Regions from separate parts of the Homo sapiens genome. Here region 2 is linked to region 1. A link is a loop called in an ENCODE intact Hi-C map of the cell type or tissue named here. Cell type or tissue: gastrocnemius medialis. All regions are shown on one strand. Each heading gives the region's core, and the rest is flanking DNA. Links, peaks and the distances in the headings are about the cores only. Region 1 overlaps PARD3 (par-3 family cell polarity regulator). Region 2 has its middle 22 kb from the start of LINC02635.

What was found. Hi-C counts contacts between places; a loop is a spot of excess contacts. Peaks named below come from ENCODE experiments on the same cell type or tissue, not always from the same donor. Only the 100,000 strongest peaks of a DNase experiment are listed, where the experiment ranks them.
Region 2: it touches region 1 in a loop (3-fold over the local background); 22 of 110 quality-filtered maps call a loop at or near these places.

What each region holds. Positions count from the first base shown.
Region 1 is chr10:34,721,726-34,726,124 of GRCh38, forward strand. All of the region lies in intron 1 of PARD3 (par-3 family cell polarity regulator), which reads right to left. Among named protein-coding and RNA genes, the nearest start is that of PARD3, 91 kb to the right of the region's middle. In gastrocnemius medialis, for the core only: a CTCF peak has its summit at 2,260 (motif pointing right); no DNase peak of the experiment used is centred there; H3K27ac peaks cover 308 bases.
Region 2 is chr10:34,949,244-34,953,642 of GRCh38, forward strand. No RefSeq gene overlaps it. Among named protein-coding and RNA genes, the nearest start is that of LINC02635, 22 kb to the right of the region's middle. In gastrocnemius medialis, for the core only: no CTCF peak of the experiment used is centred there; a DNase peak (open chromatin) is centred at 2,484.

The sequences.
Region 1 (4,399 bases), core at 280-4,279:
CAGTTATCTGCTGGAAGATATAACTAAAGCACTAAATACCACTGCTAATCTGAGTTATGTGAAAAATATATATTTTGGGGTTACACCAATACCTTCAATTAAGCATGTACTAAATTATAACATACAAACTCTAACACTAGAAAAACAATGGCTTTAATATTGTCTAAACAGGCTGGGTGCAGTGGCTCACGCCTGTAATCCTAGAGCTTTGGGAGGCCAAACCAGGCAGATCGCTTGAGTCCAGGAGTTCAAGACCAGCCTGGGCAACATGGTGAGATCCCATCTCTAAAAAAATATAATAATAAAAAACACAAAAATTAGCCAGGCATGGCGCCACGTGCCTGTAGTCCCAGCTACTCCAGAGGCTAAGGTAGGAGGACCACCTGAGCCCAGGGAGTTCAAGGCTGCAGTGAGACATGATGGTGCCACTGCACTCCAGCCTTGTGATAAAGTGAGATCCTGTCTCAAAATATATATTTTTGAGACATATATTTATATATTTTTATATATATACTGTTGTTTTATGTATATATATAGACTGTTTATCTATGTATATATAGATTGTCTAAACAGTAACAAATAAGATTTGCCCGTCACCACACTGTCATTCACTCTTGCTATCTCCAGTGGTTATCGCCTGTACAGAAATCAAATTATAGTTTACCTAGTCCAAGTTTTAATAATAAACTGGCTCAATGCTTCTGCACAAGGTCACTATAAACTATAATCATAGAAAACATCCATGTATGTGTTTTGAGAAATGAGGACTGAAGAACCAGCCTGGCCACTTAATCTCCTGTGACAGCAGGGTAAGATCAGGCTTGATGTTCAGCACGGTACTCCCTGGGGATGTTCCGTCTCACTCTCCAGGGCAGGACACTTTGGGCCTCACACTTCCTGCGCACACTTGCCCCACAATCTTCTTGCCTATGCTCCGAAAGCTGTTGACAGCCTTCATCTCAAAAACATTTAACTTCATATATTTTGCCTCAGCATTTAGAATATCACAAAGCATTTTGTAAGCCACCTTTCAAAACACAGTATCTTCTTTAGAAAGTGAGGCAGAAGGCAGGATATTAGTTTAATATTCCTTTTTGACAAATACATATATTGAACATGATGAAATATTTACCAGTGTAACTATCTGATATCTAAGATTTATTTCAAAATGATGGAATGGAAATAGTGCGAGGGTACAGAAGAAACAAGATTGGCCAAAAATGTGAATTGCTGAAGTTGGGTGACAGGTACATGGAGGTATGTTATTCTCTTAACAATTGTAGTATATTTGAAATTTTCCCTAATGAAAGCATATTTTTACAAAAATATATATATTGGCCAGGCACGGTGGCTTACACCTATAATTCCAGCACTTTGGGAGGCTGAGGTGGGAGATCACCTGAGCTCAGGAGTTCAAGACCAGCCTGGCCAACACGGCAAGAACCCTGTCTCTACTAAAAATATAAAAATTAGCCAAGCATGGTGGCACATGCCTGTAATCCCAGCTACTTGGGAGGCTGCGGCAGGAGAACCTAGGAGGCCTGGGCAACAGAGCGAGGCTCTGTCTGGGGGACAAAAAAGAAATCATATATTGACTTGAAAGGTTAGAGGATGCCTTTGATTTACATGTATCCAGTAAAATCATACGAGAAAAAGGCCACCAATGATGGCTGAAACAGCCAGAGAGACACACAGAAGCAAAGTCACTATGTTTATTATGCATTTCTGATTGCTTTTTTCCTTAAAGAAGCATAGTGCCTTTGACTTCTGTTTCTGACTCCCCAAATTTTAAGGTCACCTCTGATAAGATCATAAACTTCTTTGAGCTCATATCACCAATTATTTCAAACTCTGTTTGAAAAACCAAAATGTATTAGATATCAATCAGATCATAGTAATTAATCTCAGCTTTATGATGTCAGAAGACTTTTAAACTTCCCATTTTCCACAGCTTGTTCCCCGCCTAGGGAAAAAGCTCAATCACTTCATAAATCTGGCATCATTCTAGTACACTGTGTTTTAAAATATGCTCAAGTATTGATCACGGCGATGCAGCGGAGGAACTGCAGGCTTGAGCACACCGCAGGGATGCAGGACCAGGGATGGGGGCACTTCTTTAGGGGACATCTGTAATCGCACTCTGGGCTCACAGTGGAAGGGTGCCGCAGGCTGGGAGCTGGGCTCCTTTCACTTTCCAGTTTGAGTTCTCGTCTACACTTCACTGGTGGATCTGTTACTGATATTAAAACCCAAAGCCACCAGCAGAGAGCACTCAACGAGCACAAGCTTGGTAATTCCTGTTCACTGCAGAGGGAAACAGGAGTGCACATCATTAAAGCAAGAACACATTCTTAATGGAAACTTCGTATGGAGCACAGGGACAGTATATACATAATCCAAAATTCAAATAAACTCAGTGTTCGTGAGAAAATAAGCATGTAATCCTGAAGATTCTATGAAATGCATCCCATATTGTTTAATTATTTATCTCTCAGGGTATTTTTTTTTAAGTCAATGCAGTATGGTTGGAAACTGCATTGTGATCTATGGCTTTCTCCATGCAACTAAAATAGCCTTGCAAGTCATGCCCATTTTTAAAAGCTTATACAAGCACCTACCCTCTTGCAGTGGTGAAGATAGCACTGTAATTTCCCTTCAGTTCTCTTACATAACTAAAGAGTTTTTTGTTTTGTTTATAAGCTCATACATTGGCTAGAAAAAATTATAAACTTGCTGGTAAATTTCTAAACTTGCTAGTAAAAAAATTAAGTTATATATAAGAGGCTGCCCTGTTCTAATCCCAATCAAGTATTTAAAATAATTTTACTATGATCACAGTAAACATAGCACATAGAACTAAAGGAAATACTATAGTGAATATATATAAGCTAAACTGGCTAGTTGTCATTAAACCCAGTAACTAGAAAACTGACCACAAAATATTTTTGTTTTTACTGTTATGTTATATTATTAACTCAGGACAAAGGCAGGGGTGTAGAGGTGAAGAAGAGCTCTGGGGATAGGTCAAGTCAGCTGGGCTGTGCTACCACGGGCAGCAGCAGTCTGCAGGAGAGCCCTGAACATCAGTCTACTGGATGCTGTAGCCCAAGTGACAACAACGTAACTGCGGAGCAAATGCTGGAGCAGTAGAAATGCTAGAGCTTCTAAAATCCGCTCAGTGAGCTGATTAGTTACAAATATGAAGGAAGCATCAGCTCATTCAGTACAAGCAATGGAGCCTAGGAATTAACAGTGAAGACTGGACATAGCTGGAGCAAATGACTTAACCTCTCTCTGCCCGTTTCCCTCATCTGAGAAATGTGAGTAACAAGAGTCCCTTACTCATAGAATTGTTAAAAGGATTGAATGAGTCAAAACTTTGTGTGTGTGTGTGTGTGTGTGTGTGTGTGTGTGTGTGTGTGTGTGACAGAGAGAGAGAGAGAGAGAGACGGAGTCTCACTCTGTCGCCCAGGCTGGAGTGCAGTGGCGTGATCTCAGCTCACTGCATGCTCCAACTCCCAGGTTCAAGCGATTCTCCTGCCTCAGCCTCCTGAGTAGCTGGGGTTACAGATGCCTGCCACTACGCCTGGCTAATTTTTGTATTTTTAGTAGAGATGGGGTTTCACCATGTTGGACCAAGGTGGTCTTGAACTCCTGGCCTCTAGGTGATCCACCTGTCTCGGCCTCCCAAAGTGCTAAGATTCCAGGTGTGAGCCACCACGCCCAGCCCAGTCAAAACTTTTCAAGCTCTCCGAATAGCTCAAGGCATTCAGTCACTGCTAAGTATTCGTTGCCATTCTGATAAGCCAGGATTTTCACAACAGTCCCTACTTCCTCAACTGTGAGGAGTAGTGTTATTCATCGTAAAAATCTACCCTTGGGGGGGCACAATATCTAGTGTCAATCTATCTCAAAAGGGAATGAGGGAATACATGGTGGTTCTCAATCCTGGCTGTATCAGAAACACCTGCGAGCTTTACTAACTACACAACACTCCAACCAAGAACAAGTGAATTAGAAAGAAACTCAGATGACACAATGTCCAGCCAGCTTGGGTAGCTAACACCAGGACTGCAACTGAACAACAAAAGTTACTTTGCAAAAAGGCAGATACTTTACTACACCTAAAACATTATTTGCTTGCTGTGGACTAGTTCTACTGTCTTGAGTGAATGCGTTTGTGTGTTGTTGTTTTTTTAATCCCACGTTCTCAGTCATGTAACAGATAACTGCAGTATCTAAGCATACATGTCTTTAGAATGCCATTTGGTTAAAGTTCTTTCCAGACTTAAGGGAGTGTAAAGGTAATCAATTAGCACCACAAGGATTTCTGCCTAACATGTCTTTTAACCATCAACAGATGCCATATAACTTCCTAAAGCTCTTGGCTATAACTACT
Region 2 (4,399 bases), core at 74-4,073, 230 kb after region 1:
CCAGCACTTTGGGAGGCCTAGGCGGGTGGATCACAAGGTCAGGAGATCGTGACCATCCTGGCTAACACAGTGAAACCCCATCTCTACTAAAAATACAAAAAAAATTAGCCGGGTGTAGTGGCGGGTGCCTGTAGTCCCAGCTACTTGGGAGGCTGAGGCAGGAGAATGGCGTGAACCCAGAAGGCGGAGCTTGCAGTGAGCAGAGATTGTGCCACTGCACTCCAGCCTGGGTGACAACCATCTCAAAAAAAAAAAAATGATTCCAAGGCCGGGCGTGGTGGCTCACGCCTGTAATCCCAGCACTTTGGGAGGCCGACGTGTTTGAGACCAACCTGACCAACATGGAGAAACCCCATCTCTGCTAAAAATACAAATATTAGCAGAGCACGGTGGCAGGTGCCTGTAATCCCAGCTACTCAGGAGGCTGAGACATGAGAATAGCCGGGCGTGGTGGCAGGCGCCTGTAATCCCAGCTACTCAGGAGGCTGAGATATGAGAACAGCTTGAACCCGGGAGGCAGAGGTTGCAGTGAGATGAGATCACACCATTGCACTCCAGCCTGGGCAACAGAATGAGACTCTGCCTCAAAAAAAAAAAAGAATGATTCCAAAGTTTTTTACCTGAGCAAGTGGAAAAATGGAATTGCCATTAATTTAGATGACCAAGAGTGTCCGAATTTTTTCATGTAGCATTGACTATGTTTGTTTGTTTGCTTGTTTGTTGGAGACAGGGTCTTGCTCTGTTGCCCAGGCTGGAGTGCAGTTGTGTAATAATGGCTCACTGTAGCCTCCACCTCCTGGGCTCAAACGATCCTCCCACCTCAGCCTCCCAAGTAGCCGGAACTACAGGCACACACCACCATGCCCAGCTAATTCTTTTATTTTTTAGTAGAGGCAAGGTCTTGTTATAGTGCCCGGGCTGGTCTCAAACTCTTGGTCTTAAGTGATCTGCCTGCCTCAGCCTCTCAAAATGCTGGGATTACAGGCATGAACCACTGCGCCTGGCAACATCATTTCTGAAAAAGTAATTTTCAGAAATTTTCCTTTCCTTTCATTCATATCTGATAATGGAAGCTAATAATGAGGAAGAATAAAACATTACATTAAGAATATTCTCCAGTGTTTGAAGCTACACACGGTTTCAACCATATGCATCTTTTAATCTGATTTTTTAAATGTATCCTATTTCCAAAATGAAAATAGACGTTTGCTTTTCATGACAACTGCAGAAAATGAAGTAAAATCTAAATCCCAGACCTTTCATTTAGTAATTGTCTGTCAGTATAAAGGCAGAAAGACAGTAATTTTCTATCTTGTATATTATATCTTGGGGAATGACAGTTCTTTTTTATTCAGATCTAACTTCACATGGCAATAATACTGAAATACATTAAAAGCACACAGTCAGATATGATCTATTCAAAGAGGAAAGAAATACTTTTCTGAAGTGTTTTTTTATTCAAAAGACTATAGTCTTATTTTTTGAGAGTAAAATATAACATAATAAGGCCGGTGCTGTGGCTCACACCTGTAATTCCAGCACTTTGGGAGGCTGAGCCTGGAGGATCACCCGAAGTCAGGAGTTCGAGACCAGCCTGGCCAACATGGTGAAACCCCTGTCTCTACTGAAAATACAAAAAATTAGCCAGGCATGGTGACAGACATCTGTAATCCCAGCTACTCAGGAGGCTTAGGCAGGAGAATCACTTGAACCAGGGAGGCGGAGGTTGCAGTGAGCCGAGATCATGCCACTGCACTCCAGCCTGGGTGACAGAGCGAGACGCTGTCTCAAAAAAAACCAAAAACATAATAGGACAATTCTTCAAATGATAAAGTGAACCTTTATGTACTTATACAGCTTTAGCTATGATTTTCACAAATACAAATAAACTATGCCAAATTCTAAGAGTCTGTGTGGATTTATGTGTTGGTTATCTACAGCTGAATCATTATTTAATTAATTAATTTATTTGCTTCTGCCCCTTCCCCAGCTGATTATCATTATTATTAATTTGCCAAATGATTTTCACCTATGGATCGGAAAATTGTATTTATTACTGTCAGAGGCGTTTGAACCAGAGCAACTCCATCTTGAGCAGGGGCTGGGTAAAATAAGGCTGAGACCTATTTTAGGAACTGCATTCTCAGGAGGGTAGGCATTCTAAGTCACAACATGAGATAGGTCAGCACAAGATACGGGTCACAAAGACCTTGCTATAAAACAGGCTGTGGTAAAGAAGCCGGCCAAAACCCACCAAAACCAAGAGGGCAACGAAAGTGACCTCTGGTTGTCCTCACTGCTCAGTATATGCTAATTATAATGCATTGGCATGCTAAAAAGACACTCCCACCAGTGCCACGACAGTTTACAAATGCCATGGCAATGTCAGGAAGTTACCTTATATGGTCTAAAAAGGGGAGGAACCCTCAGTTCCGGGAATTGCCCACCCCTTTCCTGGAAAACTCATGAATAATCCACCACTTGTTTAGCATATGATCAAGAAATGACTATAAAAATAGGCAACCAGCTGGGATCGGTGGCTTACCACGCTGTAATCCCAGCACTCTGGGAGGCCAAGGCGGGCAGATCAACCAGCTGGGCGTGGTGGCTTACTGTGCTGTAATCACAGCACTTTGGGAGGCTGAGGCGGGCAGATCACTTGAGGTCAGGAGTTCAAGACCAGCCTGGCCAACATGGTGAAACCCCATCTCTACTAAAAATACAAAATTTAGCCAGGTGTGGTGGTGGGCGCCTGTAATCCCAGCTACTTGGGAGACTGAGACAGGAGAATCACTTGAACTTGGGAGGTTGCAGTGAGCTGAGATTGTGCCACTGCACTCCAGCCTGGGCAAAAGAGCGAGACTCCATCTCAAAAAAAAAAAAAAAAAAAACGGCAACCAGCAGCCCTTGGTGCTGCTCTGCCTATGGAGTAGCCATTCTTTTATTCCTTTACGTTCTTAATACACTTGCTTTCACTTTACTCTATGGACTTGCCCTGAGTTCTTTCTTGTGCTGGATCCAGGAACCCTCGCTTGGGGTCTGGATTGGGACCCCTTTCCGGTAACATTACCATTATACACATTATGTGTGAATTTCATGCATGAGTCACATTAATTATTGGTATAATATGCGTTTTTACTTTTAATTTTTGTTGATTTTTAATTGATTTTTATTTTTTTGAGGCAGGGTCTTGCTCCAACGCCCAGGCTAGAATGCAGTGGTGTGATCCTAGCTCACTGCAGCCTTGATCTCCGGGGCTCAAGTGATTCTCCTACTTCAGCCTCCCCAGTAGATGGGACTACAGGCACACACCACCACATCCAGCTACTTAAATTTTTTTTTTCTTTTAATAGGACAGGGTCTTGCTCTTGCCCAGACTGGCCTCAAATTCCTGGGCTCAAGCAATCCTCCTGCCTTGGCCTCCCAAAGTGCTGGAATTACAGATTTGTTGAGCCAATGTGCCCAGCCTAATACGCAGTTTTATGTTTCAACTTTAATTCACTCATTAAACGCTAAGTATGCCCTTTGGACTAGATTTCTGGGGACAAATACCCAAAACCTCATTAATTATATCCCTTGCTAACTTTTTCTAGCTGGTCTTATCAGTCATTTGAGTACTTCCTCCACCCTTAGCCATTTGCTCAGTCCTGAGACCCCTGAGCCATCCTGTCCACCACGACATCAAAAGCACAAGGACAATGCCTGATTTAGCCCTGCACATGGAAATAGACTAGGTGCGCGCAGTGCTGAGCAGGGTGATCCCGGAGGCAAGAGGAGGGAAGAGCATTCTCAGTTAAGTAGAGGCCTTCCTGAACCTCTCCAAATTTTATTTCCACTAGAAGTATCTAGAAGTATTTTCTCTCGGTTTTTGTCTTATGTTTATCTATCTTTTTTTTGAGACAGAGTTTCGTTCTTGTTCCAGCTAAGGCTGGAGTGCAGTGGCACAATCTCGGCTCCCTGCAAACTCCGCCTCCCAGGTTCAAGAGATTCTCCTGCCTCAGCTTCCTGAGCGGCTGGGATTACAGGCATGCGCCACCACACCGGGCTAATTTTTTGTTTTTTTTTTAGTAGAGATGGGGGTCTCACCACGTTGGCCAGGCTGGTCTTGAGCTCCTGACCTCAGGTCATTTGTCCACCTCGGCCTACCAAAGTGCTGGGATTACAAGTGTGAGCCACCGCATCTGGACTATGTTTATTTTTTTTAAAACCAAGTTTGCTCTTAGATATTCAATTTCCATGGTATTGGTTTAAAATAATTATCAGACAGGGCGCAGTGGCTCATGCTTGTAATTCCACCACTTTGGGAGGCTGAGGCAGGCGAATCACCTGAGATCAGGAGTTCAAGACCAGCCTGGCCAACATGGTAAAACCCCTGTCTCTACTAAAAATATAAAATATT